2 separate regions of the Homo sapiens genome follow, and region 2 is linked to region 1. A link is an interaction called in ENCODE POLR2A ChIA-PET data of the cell type or tissue named here. Cell type or tissue: OCI-LY7. All regions are shown on one strand.

Region 1 (8,000 bases):
GTGGCTCAAGCCTGTAGTCCCAGCTACTTGGGAGGCTGAGGCAGGAGAATTGCTTGAACCCGGGAGTGGAGGTTGCAGTGAGCTGAGACTGTGTTACTGCATTCCAGCCTAGGCAACAAAAGCAACACTCTATCTCAAAAAAAAAAAAAAAAAAAAAAAAAAAGAAATCATCTCAAAAGAGACTTCTCTACAAGGATTCATGAAGGTGAGACTTCTCTACAAGGATTCATAGGGGTAATCCCCCAACTTCATAAGCAGTGAGAGGTGGCTTCCAGGAGAGAATTTGAGAGGGATCAGATGATCAGATTTCTGAACCAAAATCCCACAGCCTGAATGGGTCATCACAGCCCTGAACCTGAACAGAGGAGATCAGAGGCAAACCAATCCTACGTGCTCAGTAAGGCTTTGTCTACTAAAATGAGAAACTAGTCAAATCATGAGTTTTGCATCTCTTTTACCAGGTATGGGTTATCTTCTATTCCAATTTATCATTATGGGCCTTTAAAAGTCAGTAATCACAAATCCATTTATGATTGTTCCTAAAATAGGCCATTTTGTTCCAACCCCAAAAACTCTATTTTAGGATAGCGATCTTAATCCACATCAAGATTAAAGGGAACTAACAATAGCAACAAAAACACCCTTATTGCAATCTTGGTATTGGACAGAGCCTTAGAGGAAATTTAATCAGGCATTTCTCCTACATCTTTCTCAGAGGGTTGCCTGATCTTTGCTTGGATATCTATAGGCATAGGGTACTCTGTATTGAGTAGCTGGGATGCCCTGAGAAGTATATGGCATGACTTTAGGAGGTTCCTATCTCCAACTGCCATCTGCAATAGGTCACCTGCTTCTTTCTACAGGGAGACAAAAAACATTTAGCAGAGACACCTTGATACAATTGCTATGTGGCTTCACAGCCTTCCGGCAGCCACTGGGTAGTTATTCTTAGACTCAAATGGACCTAGAAAGAACTCTAAGGCTGTTTCACACTTGGACATGACAAACCATCCCAAATCTTCTCTGGGAAAAAAAAATCAAAGGAAAGGCTGAAGTGACCCAGCCCAGATACGCACAGCACCTCTTGCTCTACACATCTGCAAGAGGTCCCAGGGAATCCTTCCCGGACCACACACCTGGATGCTGGGAAGGGAGATGAGGAAGCAAAACACCTCTGCTCAAGGTGAAAGTGGCAAATGGCAGGAAGCTGCACTAGTGCCAAATGTTAACCACTTCGTTTTCAATTAAGTGCTGAAGACACGACAGCCACCGAGTTCCCTGAATTCCTGAACAAGGACATCTATGGCCCCACTTGGTCGGCCTGATGAACTGGGAAGTGCCACCATCATGTGTACATCATGGCGACAGTCCTAATGGGCAAAGAGGCCTCATCCCTGAAAACAAACTAAAACCAAAATACAACACCATGAGCACCTTGGCCACACGTTCCTGGACCCCATGTAGGGAGCTGTGATTTTGAATTCTCTGAGGCCTCTGTGGTTCTAGCTGCCTATAAAAGCCATGTTACATCAGGCGAGCCATAATCTTTTCAGCAGTGAGGCTTACTCAGCATCTCAAGAGCTGGAGATACTGCTACGTGGACAAAGAACTGACTTGTGGCCTGGGTCAGACTCCCGCTGATCTAGGCTAGCTACTGTTTAGGAGACAGGGTGTAAGCTTCCCTCCACTATGAGGGTCAGGGGTCGTTTCCAGAAAGTGGAGATAAGGTACAAGGTCTCATATCCCTTAGTACTACTCCACAATGTTCCCAAGAGCAAGGTTCTGTCTCTAGCCCCAGGGACAGTGCTTGACACAGAGTAGATGCAGCATCCACCAGTTAGAAATGTCCAGAATTACTGATTTCTGGAACCATAAAATGTATGGGAAAGAAACTGGTCCATCTTCAAGAGCAACCAGATTTGTCACACACGTGAGTTTTACACAACTGCTAGAGGAAGAAAGGGAGGTTCTCGTGGCTCTAAAATGGCCTCTCCCCTGAAGGCCTCCAACCAGCCTCATAAAGATGTTGGCTCAGACACCTTCCTCTGGGCTGTCAAAAAAGTGCAGGTGAAGGGTGGACTCCTCATGGGCCTGATGTTTAGACTTCAAAGTATTCAGAGGAGGGCCTGAGGTTCTTACTCTGGAATCAGGAAGGTGACACATCTTACAGGTGTGTCTGGCAAGTGAGTAGTCTTTAGACTGCATAAGTCAAGGCAATTTTAAGAGGCCAGAGAACCACATAAAGGGACTTGTAGGATTTGAAAAGCCTAGGACTGACGGAAGTGGAGGAGAAGGGAGGGTCTTTCCAAGGAGCACAAGCATGGGCTGAGATGCATTAATGAGCATGGTGGATGAATGGAGAGGAGTCAGAAAAGGGGGTGTCATAGGGAAGGGTGTGTGGGAAGGGACAGGGTATGAGACAGAAGCATCAACTCACACAGGAGGTCTGGGTCCTGCACTAACAAGCTTTGAACACACTCCCTTTTGCTTTTGTTTCCCCATCAACAAACACAATCTTAAACATCTCTCCCAGTTTGAATACCCTATTATTCCATTAACCCAGAGGTCACAAACTTTTTATGTAAAGGACCAGAGGGCATACATTTAGGCTTTGAGGCCCATGCAGTCTCTTTTGCAGGGACTCAACTCTGCCGTGGTAGCAAAGGAACAGCTGTGGACAACACACGAATGAATGAATGTAGTTGTGTTAATAAAAATCTATTTATAGGCACCAGATTTTGGATTTCACCAAATTTTCATGTCTCGCAAATATCCTTCTTTTTTTCAACCACTTAAAAATCCTGAAACCACTCTTTTTTTTTTTTTTGAGACAGAGCCTTACTCTGTCGCCCAGGCTGGAGTGCAGTGGCGTGATCTCGGCTCACTGCAAGCTCCGCCTCCCGGGTTCATGCCATTCTCCTGCCTCAGCCTCCAGCTGGGACTACAGGTGCCTGCCATCATGCCTGGCTAATTTTTTTTTTTTTTGTATTTTTAGTAGAGACGGGGTTTCACCGTGTTAGCCAGGATGGTCTCGATCTCCTGACCTTGCGATCTGCCTGCCTCGGCCTCCCAAAGTGCTGGGATTATAGGCGTGAGCCACCGCACCCAGCCTTGAAACCATTCTTAGCTCATAGACTGTATATACAAAAGCAGGTGGTTGGGTGTGGGTCACAGTTCACTGATCCCTTCGCTATTTAATATGGGTACTGGGGGTGATGAAGTCTATCCTTGCTGTCTTTACGACCACAGGAGACTGAATTTGTTTACTCATCAGTCAACAGGTTTCATCTTCTTGACCAGCATTTCTCAAACTTTAATGGGCTCAGGAATCACCTGGGGACCTTGTTAAAATAATATTCTGACTGGGTCAGAGGCTGGGCTGGGCTCTGAACCTCTGCATTATTAATCAGCTCCCATACTTGGAGGTGCAAGATCTAGAGCTCAAGCTGCTCGCCACTTCCTCTTTCAGGATACCCAGGGAGGTCAGAACCCTTGCGATTTACCGCTCCAGGGACAGGCAATCTTAATTCTCTGTAGGGCATGTTTTTTGGGGAAAACAACAAATAGCATTATGTTTGGTGTCACCCTTATTCTAGGTCCCTTAATTTTATTTTAGGGGGCTTTAATTTCCTCTTAGGTGCTTGAGATAGAGCCATGAAGACTTGTGCCAATGTTTAGCTGCCATGTTCATGCTAGTGCCAGTGGACATCGGCTCTGTCTTCCCTCCTTCCAGTTCCTGTAAATGAAGGGTGGCACCCTTGGTACCTGCTCATCCCCTGTGGGTACCAGGGCCTGGGGACATTTGCAAAGCTGCCTCTAACATTTAATAACAGGCTTGTGTGATATTAACTAATATTTCTTCAACCAGCAACATCCACCCACAAGGCCATCCCTGTAACTACAAGACACAGGGCTTTTATGCTGTTTCAGGAATTCATTAGACAGACAACTAGAATGCACAATCTTTTTTGGTTTCCCAACAAAATTATTTCCTCGAGACAAATTAAACTGAAAGCATGCTGCCAGCACTCTAATATAAATGCATGCACCCTCCCTTACAGACTCATGAGAAATTCTGTACAGTTGCTTTCAGAGGCTGTCTTGCTTCCTTTGGGTCTGCTCAGCTGAATGCCAGGTTAACCTCTGTTGGCAGTGATCTAATGAGTGTTTGAAAATGATTTCTACTACTAACCTGTCTCCTATATCAGTTTAAGACTTTGCTTCTAAGACAAAGCTGAAGGATAAGCCTTAAAATATCTCTTTCAACTGCTGTGCATTTTATAGATTTTTTTCCCCCTTAACATCACACAGTTAAGGAAGTAATTAAGTAAGCTATTTAGGGACAAAAAAGCAGAGAGCATATTGGGGCACATAGATTTTTTTGTTTTGTGTCTAAAAGGTCATCTGAAAGTACTCTGGTTTCCATAGTAACCGTGGCAGGGCTGATCAGATCAACAAATAGCTACAATTTATCTGAGGGTCTCTAGTGAACTGTGTTTTGTGGTTTTATTTTTCCCCCAACTGGAAGAGAGCATTCTGAACTAGATAAAGTCTTCAAAGACAGTGGAGGCTTTGGGAAAATCTAATTCTGATAAAAGAGAAAAATGCTTGCTTGCTCTTTCCACATATAACCTAGCAACAGAGTCTCATCTTTGTTGATTTAAGTACCTTAATTATAGTTTAATTGGATCATATTAATTTGTTAATTAGTAAGAAGGATAATCTCAAAATATTTCTCTTGAATAAGTAAAAACAGATACACATTTGATTTTTCAGGCAATCTGAATCCAGGGTGATACTTCCTGTAGTATCTGGACTTATAATCCTCACAAAACAGCTCATTCAAGATCACCAATTTTCTTTTGGCTTATATCTTCATATAGTTCTGAATGGTCACAAATATAAGAACTGTGAAGACACACATATTTCTCTGCATGAGACTTCAGTCATCCCAATATTACTGGGGGTCTAGTTTGGACAGAAGCCATTGTTAAGCTAGCTTGAGATTATTTTTTTGCTCCATGTGTTAACAAATTTTATTATAGAGTTAGTAGAATATGTATGTACAGATAACTATAAGCCTTAATATATGTACTAGTACACTAACAACTCTAAAGCTATAATAAAGATACAAATTAAAATTGAGCGAAGTGTTATAGACACATTTCCAAATAACAGCACTAATTTATGGGACAGAAGATGATGTTTAAGTGAAACCAAATCAATAGTGGTGGTGTTAATAGTGGGGATTTTAAATTCAAGCCCAGTTCTGAACTTAACCTATTCCTGTTTTTTTTTTTTTTTTAACTTTGCTGAGATTATAAATGTAGAAAAAGGTTTTATAGTCAGGCACTACACAATGACATTTTGGTCAACGATGGACTGCATAAATGATGGTGGTCCCATAAGATTATCATGGAGATGAAAATTTCCTATTACCCAGTGATGTCTACATCACAGACACTAACATTGCTGCACAACACATTACATGTTTGTGGTGATGCTGGTGTAAACAAAGGTACTGTACTGCCAGTCACACAAAAATACAGCACAATTATGTATAGTACATCACAGTCGATAATAAATGACTATATAACTGGTTTATGTATTCACTATACTATATTTTTATTGTTATCTTAAGAGTATATTTTTTCTATTTTTTTTTTTCTTGAGATGGAGTCTCGGTCTGTCACCCAGGCTGGAATGCAATGGCACGATCTCAGCTCACTGCAACCTCCACCTCCTGGGTTCAAGTGATTCTACTGCCTCAGCCTCCCAAGTAGCTGGGATTACAAGCTCTCACCACCATGCCTGGCTAATTTTTGTATTTTTAGTAGAGATGCGGTTTCACTATGTTGGCCCAGCTGGTCTTGAACTCCTAACCTCAGGTGATCCACCCGCCTTGGCCTGGCAAACTTGCTGGGATTATAGGCATGAGCCACCACATCAGGTCTTATTTTTTTCTACTTATTAAAACAAAAGTTAACTGTAGAACAGCCTTAGGCAGAGCCTTCAGGAGGTATTCCAGAAGGCATTGTTATCAGGGGTGATGACAGCTCCATGTGTATTACTGCCCCTGAAGACCTTCCAGTGGGACAAGATGCAGAGGTGAGGGACAGCCATATGGATGATCCTGACCTGTGTAGGGTCAAAAAAAAAATTTTTTAACAGAAAAAAAATTTTAAATTTTTAAATAGACATAGAATAAGGAGATAAAAATATTTTTGTACAGCTATACAATGTATTTGTGTTTTAAGTGTTATTTAAGTGTTATTATGAGTCAAAACTTTTTTAAAAGTTTATAAAGTAAAATAGTTACTGTAGGCTAAGGTTATTACTGAAGAAAGAAGATTTTAAAAATAAATTGAGTGTAGCCTAAGTGTTGTGGTGGCTTACAGTATTGTTCTGGCACATTCCCTCACCACTCACTCACTTACCCAGAGTAACTTCCAGTCCTGCAACCTCCATTCAGGGTAAGTGCCCTATACTAGTGTACCACTTTTTTTCTTTTATATTGTATTTTTACTGTACCTTTTCTATGTTTAGATACACAAATACTTAGCATTGTGTTACAGTTGCCTACAGCAGTCAGCATCTGTACAGGTTTATAGCATAGAAGCAATAGGTTACACCCTATAGCCTAAGTGTGGAATAGGTTATACCATCTATGCTTGTGTAAATACACTCTATGATGTTTGCATGATGAAATCTCTTAGTGATACATTTTCAGAAGGCATCCCTGTATAGAGGCATGACTAACAAAATGGTATTAGTCATTGTTTAAGGTATACAATGTGATGTTTTGTGTACATATCCACTGTGAAATGATTACTACAATCAAACTAATTAACATATCTGTCACTTTACAGTTACCATTGTGTGTGTGTGGTGAGAATCTTTAAGATCTACTCAGCAAATTTCTAGTATAAAAACACATTATTATTATTGGTCACCATGCTGTACATTAGCTCTCCAGAACTTACTCATCTTAAAGCTGAAAGTTTGTATTTAACCAACATCTCCTCATTCCTCCAACACCCTGCTCAACCCATGGTAACCACACTTCTATTCTGTTTCTGTGAGTTTGACTTTCTTAAGATTCCACATATAAGTGAAAACATGCACTATTTGTGTTTCTGTGTCTGGTTTATTTCACTTAGATGATAATATGATAATGTCCTCCAGGTTCATCCATGCGTTACAAATGTTTCTTCTTTTTAAAGACTCAATTATATATACATATACACACACATACACACATATACATATATGTGTATACACAATTGAGCCTTTACATGTATATATGTGTGTGTGTATATATATATATATGAATATGCACACACATAAATGAGATATGTATGTGACAGACATTTTCTTTATGCATTCATCTATTAATGAACACACTGTTTCCATATCTTGGCTATTGTGAATAATGCTGCAAGGAACTTGAGAGTACAGATATCTCTTCTGGGACAGTGATTTTTATTTCCTTTGGATATATACCCAGAATCAGGACTGCTGGATCGTATGGTAGCTTTATTTTCAAGTATTTAAGAGACATCCATACTGTCTCTCCATAACTGATATGCCAATTTACATTCCCACCAACAGTGTATATCATTTTCTCCACATCCTCAATAACACTTATCTTTTGACTTTTTGATAACTGCCATTCTAACAGGTCTGCAGGGATACCTCATTATAATTTTGACAATTTTGACTTAAATTTCCCTGATAAGCAACATTAAGCACCTTTTCCTTTACCTGTTGGCCATTTGTATGTCTTATTTTGAAAAATGTCTATTCAGGTCTTTTGCCCATTTTAAAATCTGTGGGTTTTCTTTTTTATTTTTGCCTTTGAGTTGTATTATATGAGTTCCTTATGCATTTTGGATATTAAACCCTTATTGGATATACAGTTTGCAAATATTTTCTCCTATTCCACAGGTTGCCTTTTAATTTTGTTGCTTTGTTTCCTTTGCTGTGCAGAAACTTTTTAG
Region 2 (8,000 bases), 97 kb after region 1:
TTTTTTTTTTACTCACAAAGTGAGATATGTGTAAAATAAAACAAGTGTTTTTCCCATCAATGGTAAGATAAATAAATCCATTATAAAAATGCACCAAGGATTTGAATACATGCTCTCCAAAGAAGATATATAATGACCAATAAACACATAAAAACATGTTCAACATCATTAGCCATAGGGAAACGCAAATCAAAACCACAATGAGGTACCACTTTGCATCCATGAGGATGGCTAGAATCAAGAAGATCTGTAACTATGAATGTTGGCAATGATGTGGAGAAATCAGAACCCTCAACTCATTGCTAGAGGAACCATAAAATGGTGTAACCACTTCAGAAAACTGCCAGTTCTTCAAAATGCTTAATACATGTGACCCTGCAATTCTACCCCTAGGTACAGACCCAAGAAAACAAAAAACATGTGTCCACATGAAACCTGTAATGTTCATGGCAGAATTATTCACAATAGCCAAAATGTAGAGACAACCTAAATGTCCATCAACTGATGATGGATAACCAAAATGTGGTACACCCATACAATGGAGTATTATTAGGCCATTAAAACAATGAAGCACTATGACATGCTACAACATGGATGAACCCTGAAAACACAATACAAGAAGCCAGTTACAAAAGGCCATTTACTGTATTATTCCATTTATGTGAAGTGTCCAGAATAGACAAATCCATAGAGACAAAAAGTAGATTAGTGGTTGCCAAGGGTCGGGATAATGGGGAAAAGGGAGATGACTACTAGTAAGTATAGAGTTTCTTTTAGGGGTGATGAATATATCCTAAAATTAGATTATGGTAGCATTTGTACAACTCTAGGCATACACAAAAAATCACTGAGCTATACACTTTAAATGGGTGAAGCTTATGGGTACATGAATTGTATCTTGATAAATCTATAACAAAAATAAAGCAATACTGGGATATAATAAGAAATATTCACTTGGACTCCTCCCCCAGTTCGTGGCCCAGAGATTCTAAAATCTTTGTAATTCCTGAGCAACAGGGATGTTAGGAGACTTTTTTGTTCTAATATTTGGTCTTTGACCCCAGTTCCTTGTCAGGGATGATAAAATTCCTCTTCAAAGGGTTTAACTTGTAATGTCCTTGTTCTTTGTTCTGAAGCCCAACTTCCTTGTACTCTCGTTTCTAGTATTTAAACCACCCTTCCTGCTCTTGCTGCACCCTGACATGCCTTGTACTGTAATGGACAGTCTCTCCTTTCCCACCCAACTAGCCCTCCGCAATTTCAAACAGTAGCCAGTCGGGTCAGCTTAGATCTTAGGTTGTGCAGTCCAACCCCAATCAATAGGGGAAGGACACAGAGACAGGAACTGAGTTAGGGTTAAAAACCCCTTCCTTCCCTTGTTCGGTGTGCTCTTGCGATCGTGACTGAAACAGGAAGCACCCTTCTGCAGAAGTAAATTTGCTTTGCTGAGATATTTTCTGTTCGAGTGTTATTTCCTTTGCGACTCAAGCACTCATTTCCAACATCCTGAAACAGAGCTAATCCCTTGGAATTTCCTGGGTGATGGGAGTGTCTTTTGTTATCATGGGGTGACTCTGGGTGGGTTCCTGGATACAGGCTGGTCACTGGAAAGACCAAGCCATGACTAGAAGCTTGAAACTTTTAGCTCTACTGCTCCCCAGTCTCCAGGAAGGGGTGAGGGTCTGGAGATGGAGTGAATCATCAGTCATGCCTGTGTGAGAAGGCCTCCATAAAAGTCTCTGGACTTCAGGGTTCAGAAAGCTCTGTTGATGGTGGGTCCGGGGAGGCCATGGAAGCTCTGGGCCCCTCCTCACATCCCTTGCCCTGTGCATCTCCTCCACCTGGCTGTTCATTTGTATCCTTTGTAATATCCTTGATAATAAACTGGTAAATGTAAGTAACGTGCATTCCTGAGTTCTGCGAGCTGTCCTAGCAAACAAGAGAACCCTAAAAGGGGGTCAATTTGTAGCTAAATTGGACATCAGCTATGGGTAACCTGTACTTATGAGTAGTGTCTGAAGCAGGGATGGTGGGGGGCAGTGTTGTGGGACTGAACCCTTATCTTGTCGGACCTGATGCTATCTCCAGGTAGATAATCTCAGAATTACACTGAACTATAGGACACCCGGTTGGTGTCTGCTGGAGAGTTGCTTTGTGTGTGGGTGGGGGGCAACATCTCTCCACATTTTGGTGACCAGAAGCACTTTGTGTTGAGAGTACAGTAGGAAAAAACACTTGTTAGTTTGTTTTTCCTGCAATACAAATTCTTGTTTTCACTGACAGTAAAAAAAAAATAAAATAAAGCCTTGCCAAAACCAAACAAAAGCCATGGTAGCCCCAGTGATCATTCCTTTAGTCTCAATTAGGTGGTATTTGTCTTTTTCCTTCCCTTTTTTTCCCCGTTCCCTTCCTCTTTCTTTCCTCCTCACGTTGACTCTCGGGGTTTCTGGTCAAATCATTCAGACAATTTGACACATTTTTAAGAAAACTGGCCAGCTGCCTGACAAAATCAATAAGATATATTTACATGACAGGCAACTTATCTATACACTGTGGTAAAGAGCTTTAGAAGGTTAAGTCAGACCGACAGGACTGATCGATGATTGGCAATAGGCAAAGTCACAGTACCATTGTTTTAATTTTCCAGGATGGAGCTGGTCTCTCCGGTTTGCTCAATAGACACTGCTTCATATAGACACGCATTACACTTTTCAGCACCTTTACTGCTCATTCATTCATTCATTTACCAGTGGCCTCACACACTAACTAGCGGCAAAGTAGTAGCCCCGTAACCTATGTTTGAAAAGCCAATAGCTACCTTGAAGTCCAATGGAATGGGTTTAAAAGGATCTTAGAAAAATGTGTGAAGAAAGAAAAACATCTCAAAAACACTCAACACTCCTCTGTGTTTAAAAAAAAGTAAGTGAATCATACAAGTCAGATTTATTAATTCTCTTTTAAAATGCTAAGAAGGTCAGCAAAATGATTAGTCTGAGGAGGCCATGAGGAGTTAAGGGCTTAGGCCTATGGGGCAGAAACAGGAGTTCTAGATCCTATATGAGTTCTTCATTCACGCAAACTGCATGGCCTCGTTCGCCTTCCTGTTCTCACCTGTTAAGGGGGAGAGGCGGATTGATTGTGCTGCCCAAACCTGGCTGATTTTCAGGATCACCTGGGAAGCTGTTATTTAATCTTTTTTAAAAGTCTTTTCATTATGGAAAATTTCAAATACATGCAAAGAGCAGAGAGAATAATGGATCCCTAAGTACCCATTACCAGCTAACACAACAATCAACTCTTGGCCTATTTCTTTTCAGGGAGAATAGCTCTACGCTCTTCCCTCCTCCTTCCCAACCTTCCTGGAGACCTTTATGAGAACAGATTCCTGGGCCATACTCCGTGGGTGTCTCATTCATCACGTCCATAACGAAACTGGAGGATTTTTGTTTGTTTTCTTCCTAAAGAGTCAGGTTTGGAAACCAGTGATCTGGAGGACCCCTGAATTCCTTTTCAGCAACAAATTTCTATCGTATAGGGTATACAAAACAACAAATGCCATTAAGTCCAGTTTGTGAAAAAATAAAAATGAATTTAATGTGCAGCATACATAATTTATAGTGCGTTAGGCCACTGATGGGAAAATATTACTCATTAAAATTTAAGTAAAATTTAAGTATGGATCTGGACCTTCAAGAAAGAAAAAGTTCTGTTTAATGCAGGCTTTGGAGAAACCCCAAGTTTTCCTGATTTTAGAACTGCAAATTGTAGATCATTCTAATGACTTGCTTGGAACCAGAGTGAGGCCCTCCACTCCACCACCAACAAAGTGATGATTAGGTAAGTGGGAACACTGCACAATAACCAAGCTCCAAAAGCAAAAGCCAATTGGTGTGCTCCAATCGGTGTGCTCCAATCAGTGTGCTTCAGTCAGTGTGCTCCAATCGGTGTGCTCCAATCGGTGTGCTTCAGTCGGTGTGCTCCAATCGGTGTGCTTCAATGTATTCCAAGACCAGCAGACGACAGAAGTCAGGGCCAACCTCTGGATGCAATAATCAGCACCACCAAAACCCTAATGCGTATCACCCACTCAGAAAGTTCCAAACTTGTAAAAACTGTCTTTGGCAATTTTATCTTAAAATGGAAGAGACTTCAGAGACCATGTAGCTACCCAAACAGATAATCCACCACCTCATTTTAGAATACTTTTAACCTCTTTTTACTGAAGGGTATGTGCCATCAAAATGACAACGTCCACTGAATTAAACATACATCCAGAGGTGAAACCTGGTTGATCCTACAGGCATCTCAAACAAACCCTGCACGTTGGAATCTGACTTCATGAGCCCCCGGCCCCCCACACTCTACCAAATACCGGACTGCTTGTGAGAAGCTAACAGAGGGTGGAATCTAGAAACAGCAGCAAAAGCTCTGAGCATAAGCACTCAAGAGTTCCCTGAATTGGCTAAGGAACCAGATGTTGCTACATGAAAATTAACTTTCTTAGTTTGACGCACATTCTTTGGGATCAATATCAAGACATAAGGGAGGAGAAAATGAGGTGGTATTTTCTAAACTGGACCAAAACAATAACTTTAAAAATTAAGTATATTTTTATCTTTAAATATGCAAGGCTCAGATTTTTGTTTAACTGAGGGGATGAAGTGGAGAATCCATGTCTCTTCCCCTCAAAAGGACAAGCTTTTAAAAGGCAGTTCATGGCTTGCTTGCAACAATTCTCCACTTAACTCACTGTATGTCCGATTTTTTCCCACAGAACTATGTAAATTGGGAAAGAAAGAGAATCATTCAACTCTAGAGTGGTTTGGCAAAAGTACAATTAATGAAAGGTGTTTTAAGCATATTTTTCTCTTATGGTAATAAATGCTTCATTAGTATTTTAATTTAAAGGTCAGCCAAGAGAGCCGGCATCTTTTGATTTTTACCGATTGAAATAATCTGCAAAAACTTAATATTCTAGGAAGCATAACTCTTAGAAATATAAGGTCTATTTATAAAAATGTTTTAAAACTTAAAAGTAATTGCATTACAAAATAAGAAATGAAAAAATTTCCCAGAACTCCACCACAACTCCATCGCTGGGTCATTTTAATTATTTCCTTTCAGTAATTTTAAACTTGCCTGTTTTTTACTGTAAGTTATACTTACAGTACATATAACTTTAAAATCTTAGTAACTGAATTTTTATTTTTCTAATTTTTAAATGACCACATAAATGAGTCATAATTTGCATCATTAGTCTTTCATTTTTATATTTTTGTATGTTTTAGAAGAGATTTCTAAAAATAGAATAGCCACAAATGTTTTACAACTCTTGATATATATGGCCACTGATTTCTAAGAGTAGTATCAATTTACGATATAACCTGAAACATAGAAAAATATTGCTCTCTTTCCCAGCAATTGATAATCATTTTTAAAATGCTTTGCTAATTAAATATGTGAGAAATATTACAGTACTTTATTTTTCTAATTTTAATATCTTTGTTAAAGAACCAGAATGTTTTCCATTTGTCTGTGTGGTAATTATATTCCCTCTACTGTAAGCTCTCTTTTAGAATTATTTTGCCAGTTTATCTACTGGGGTCCTTATACATTCGTATGAGCTCTTTCAGACTTCTTTAATGTTACTGTCTCCTGGTATTTCTTTGGTTTAACTTCATTTTATTATTTTTTTTGAGACGGAGTCTCACTCTGTTACCAGACTGAAGTGCAGTGGTGCAATTTTAGCTCACTGCATGCAATCTCTGCTTCACGGGTTCAAGCGATTCTCCTGCCTCAGCCTCCCGAGTAGCTGGGATTACAGGCACGTGCCACCACACCCAGCTAATTTTTGTATTTTTAGTAAAGACGGGGTTTCACCATGTTGGCCAGGATGGTCTGGATCTCCTGACCTCGTGATCCGCCCACCTCAGCCTCCCAAAGTGCTGGGATTACAGGCATGAGCAGCCACATCTGGCCTCATTAATTATTTTTTATATACAGCTTTGAGATACAATTCACATACCAGACAATTCATCTACTTAAAGTATACAGTTCGATGGTTTTTAATACAGTGTGCTCCCATTATCACAATTTGTCATCTCAAAAAGGAACCTCAAAGTCATTAGCAGTTCCTCCTCAATCCCCTTCAAATGCTCCCCATCCCCAGCCCTAGGTAACCACTAACCTACTTTCTGTCTATACAGATTTGCTTATTCTGGATGTTTCACATAAATGGAATCATACAATATGTGACTTTCTGCGTCTGGCTTCTTTTACGGAGCAGGATGTCTCTGAGGTCCATCTATGTTGCAGCATGTGTTGTATTTCATTCCTTTTTGTTGCCTAATCATGTTCAACTGCACGAATATATCACACTTACTTAGCCATTCATCAGCTGATGGACATTTGGCTACTATGAATGATGCTGCTATGACCCTTCTTGTATTAATTTTTGTAAGAACATATGTTTTCATTCTCTTCGGTATATACCTAGAAGAGGAATTGTTGGGTCTTATGGCAACTTTAACTTTTTGAGTGACTGCCAAATACTCTTCCAAAGGAGCTGTACCAATGTACATTCCAGAAGTTACAAGGTTTTCAATTTTTCCACATCCTCATCAACACTTACTATTATCTTTTTTGATCATGGCCATCCCAGTGAGTGTGAAGAATGTCATTGTGATTTTGATAATTAACTCTTTTATGAGACATATGGTGTATTCCCACCAACATGGAAATCATGTTCTAATGAGAAAAGCACCAGCTTTGGAGTCCCACAGGTCTCATGGGTCCACTTATGAGTTGAGTGACCAGAGGGAATTCTAAACTACTTGGTCCTCAGTTGTGAAATGGTGCTAATGCCTTTCTCACTGTGATCAGTAGCCATCTAATAAAAGGTTGTCCTTGTTACTGCAATACATTGGCCCCATGCTTGGAATAAAACAATGCAGTCTGTGCCCTTTACATACACACGTGTGTACATGAAACCCCATGTACACATGAAAATTCCACCATGACGTGACAAGTGCTCTAATGTGGTATTATTCACAAGGAGCCTTGGGGTCATGGAGGAAGGGATGCTTATGTCTTCCAGGGGACTCAGGGATAGCTTCAGAGTAGCTGACACAGACAAAGTCACTCTTTACCATCCTGGTTTAACAATCTCCATGTTTCTGCCAAGAAACAACTTGGCATCCTATCACAGGCAACGCACCCCCAAGTCCAGTCTCTTGGTGGTTAAAGGTTTACTAAATCCTAGAAGTGCAATCATAATTGTAAAAATTTTACTTTGCACATTTTATGTTTCAAGCTGATTCTAGGTTGTCACTCCCTCAAAGAACACAGAAGATAAATTTGGACTTTCTTTTAAAGAAGTGGGCCTATGCATCTGGCTAAATCAAGTCATACTCAAAATCAAGACTAATCTTTTTGCAGCACTACTTCTGAGCAGATGCTATTGGCATGTCTTCAGAGAATCCTAATTAAGTAGTGTGGTTGTACACTGGTGCTTTGTCCTCAGTGTATGCTGCCAAAATGAATTCAGCAAACCATGTCTTTATTCAGCATCCAGACACAATTTCATCCAGCACTTGGTTTCCACCTACCAAAGGGACTAGAGAAAACCTTGGCTGTGGCAAACATTCTCTATTCCACTGTTTTCCTCTTACAAACAAAACACATGGAGAAACAGAATAACTGTGCATGGCCTTCGGAAATCAAGTTTTCTTTTAGAAACTGACTCCCGCAATATCTACTAATCTGGGATTTGCATAAAGGTTTAAGAAAATGTTTATTATGCCAGGAACCCTCCCTGTTTCCCAGGCCACTTTTTTTTTTCTTGCAGATGTCACCAAAGCTTACCCAAAGCAAGTTCTTATTTAGAGCTATTATCCATTTGCTTTTTCTTTTAACACACTCTGGGAAATCCTGTTGACAGGAGTGGCTCCTAACAGCAAAATTCTGTTCCAGAGGCGATCACCAAGGAGAGGCAGGGAGCG

Evidence for each region. ChIA-PET counts read pairs that join two places held together with the same protein. Peaks named below come from ENCODE experiments on the same cell type or tissue, not always from the same donor. Only the 100,000 strongest peaks of a DNase experiment are listed, where the experiment ranks them.
Region 2: POLR2A ChIA-PET joins it to region 1 with 6 read pairs; 2 of 35 experiments call an interaction of 5 or more read pairs at or near these places.

The regions. Positions count from the first base shown.
Region 1 is chr17:66,701,465-66,709,464 of GRCh38, reverse strand. The region is part of intron 8 of PRKCA (protein kinase C alpha); the gene reads right to left. Among named protein-coding and RNA genes, the nearest start is that of MIR634, 82 kb to the left of the region's middle. In OCI-LY7, no CTCF peak of the experiment used is centred here; DNase peaks (open chromatin) are centred at 3,174, 3,434 and 4,084; H3K4me3 peaks cover 1,652 bases; H3K27ac peaks cover 3,159 bases.
Region 2 is chr17:66,604,087-66,612,086 of GRCh38, reverse strand. All of the region lies in intron 3 of PRKCA (protein kinase C alpha), which reads right to left. Among named protein-coding and RNA genes, the nearest start is that of MIR634, 180 kb to the left of the region's middle. In OCI-LY7, no CTCF peak of the experiment used is centred here; no DNase peak of the experiment used is centred here.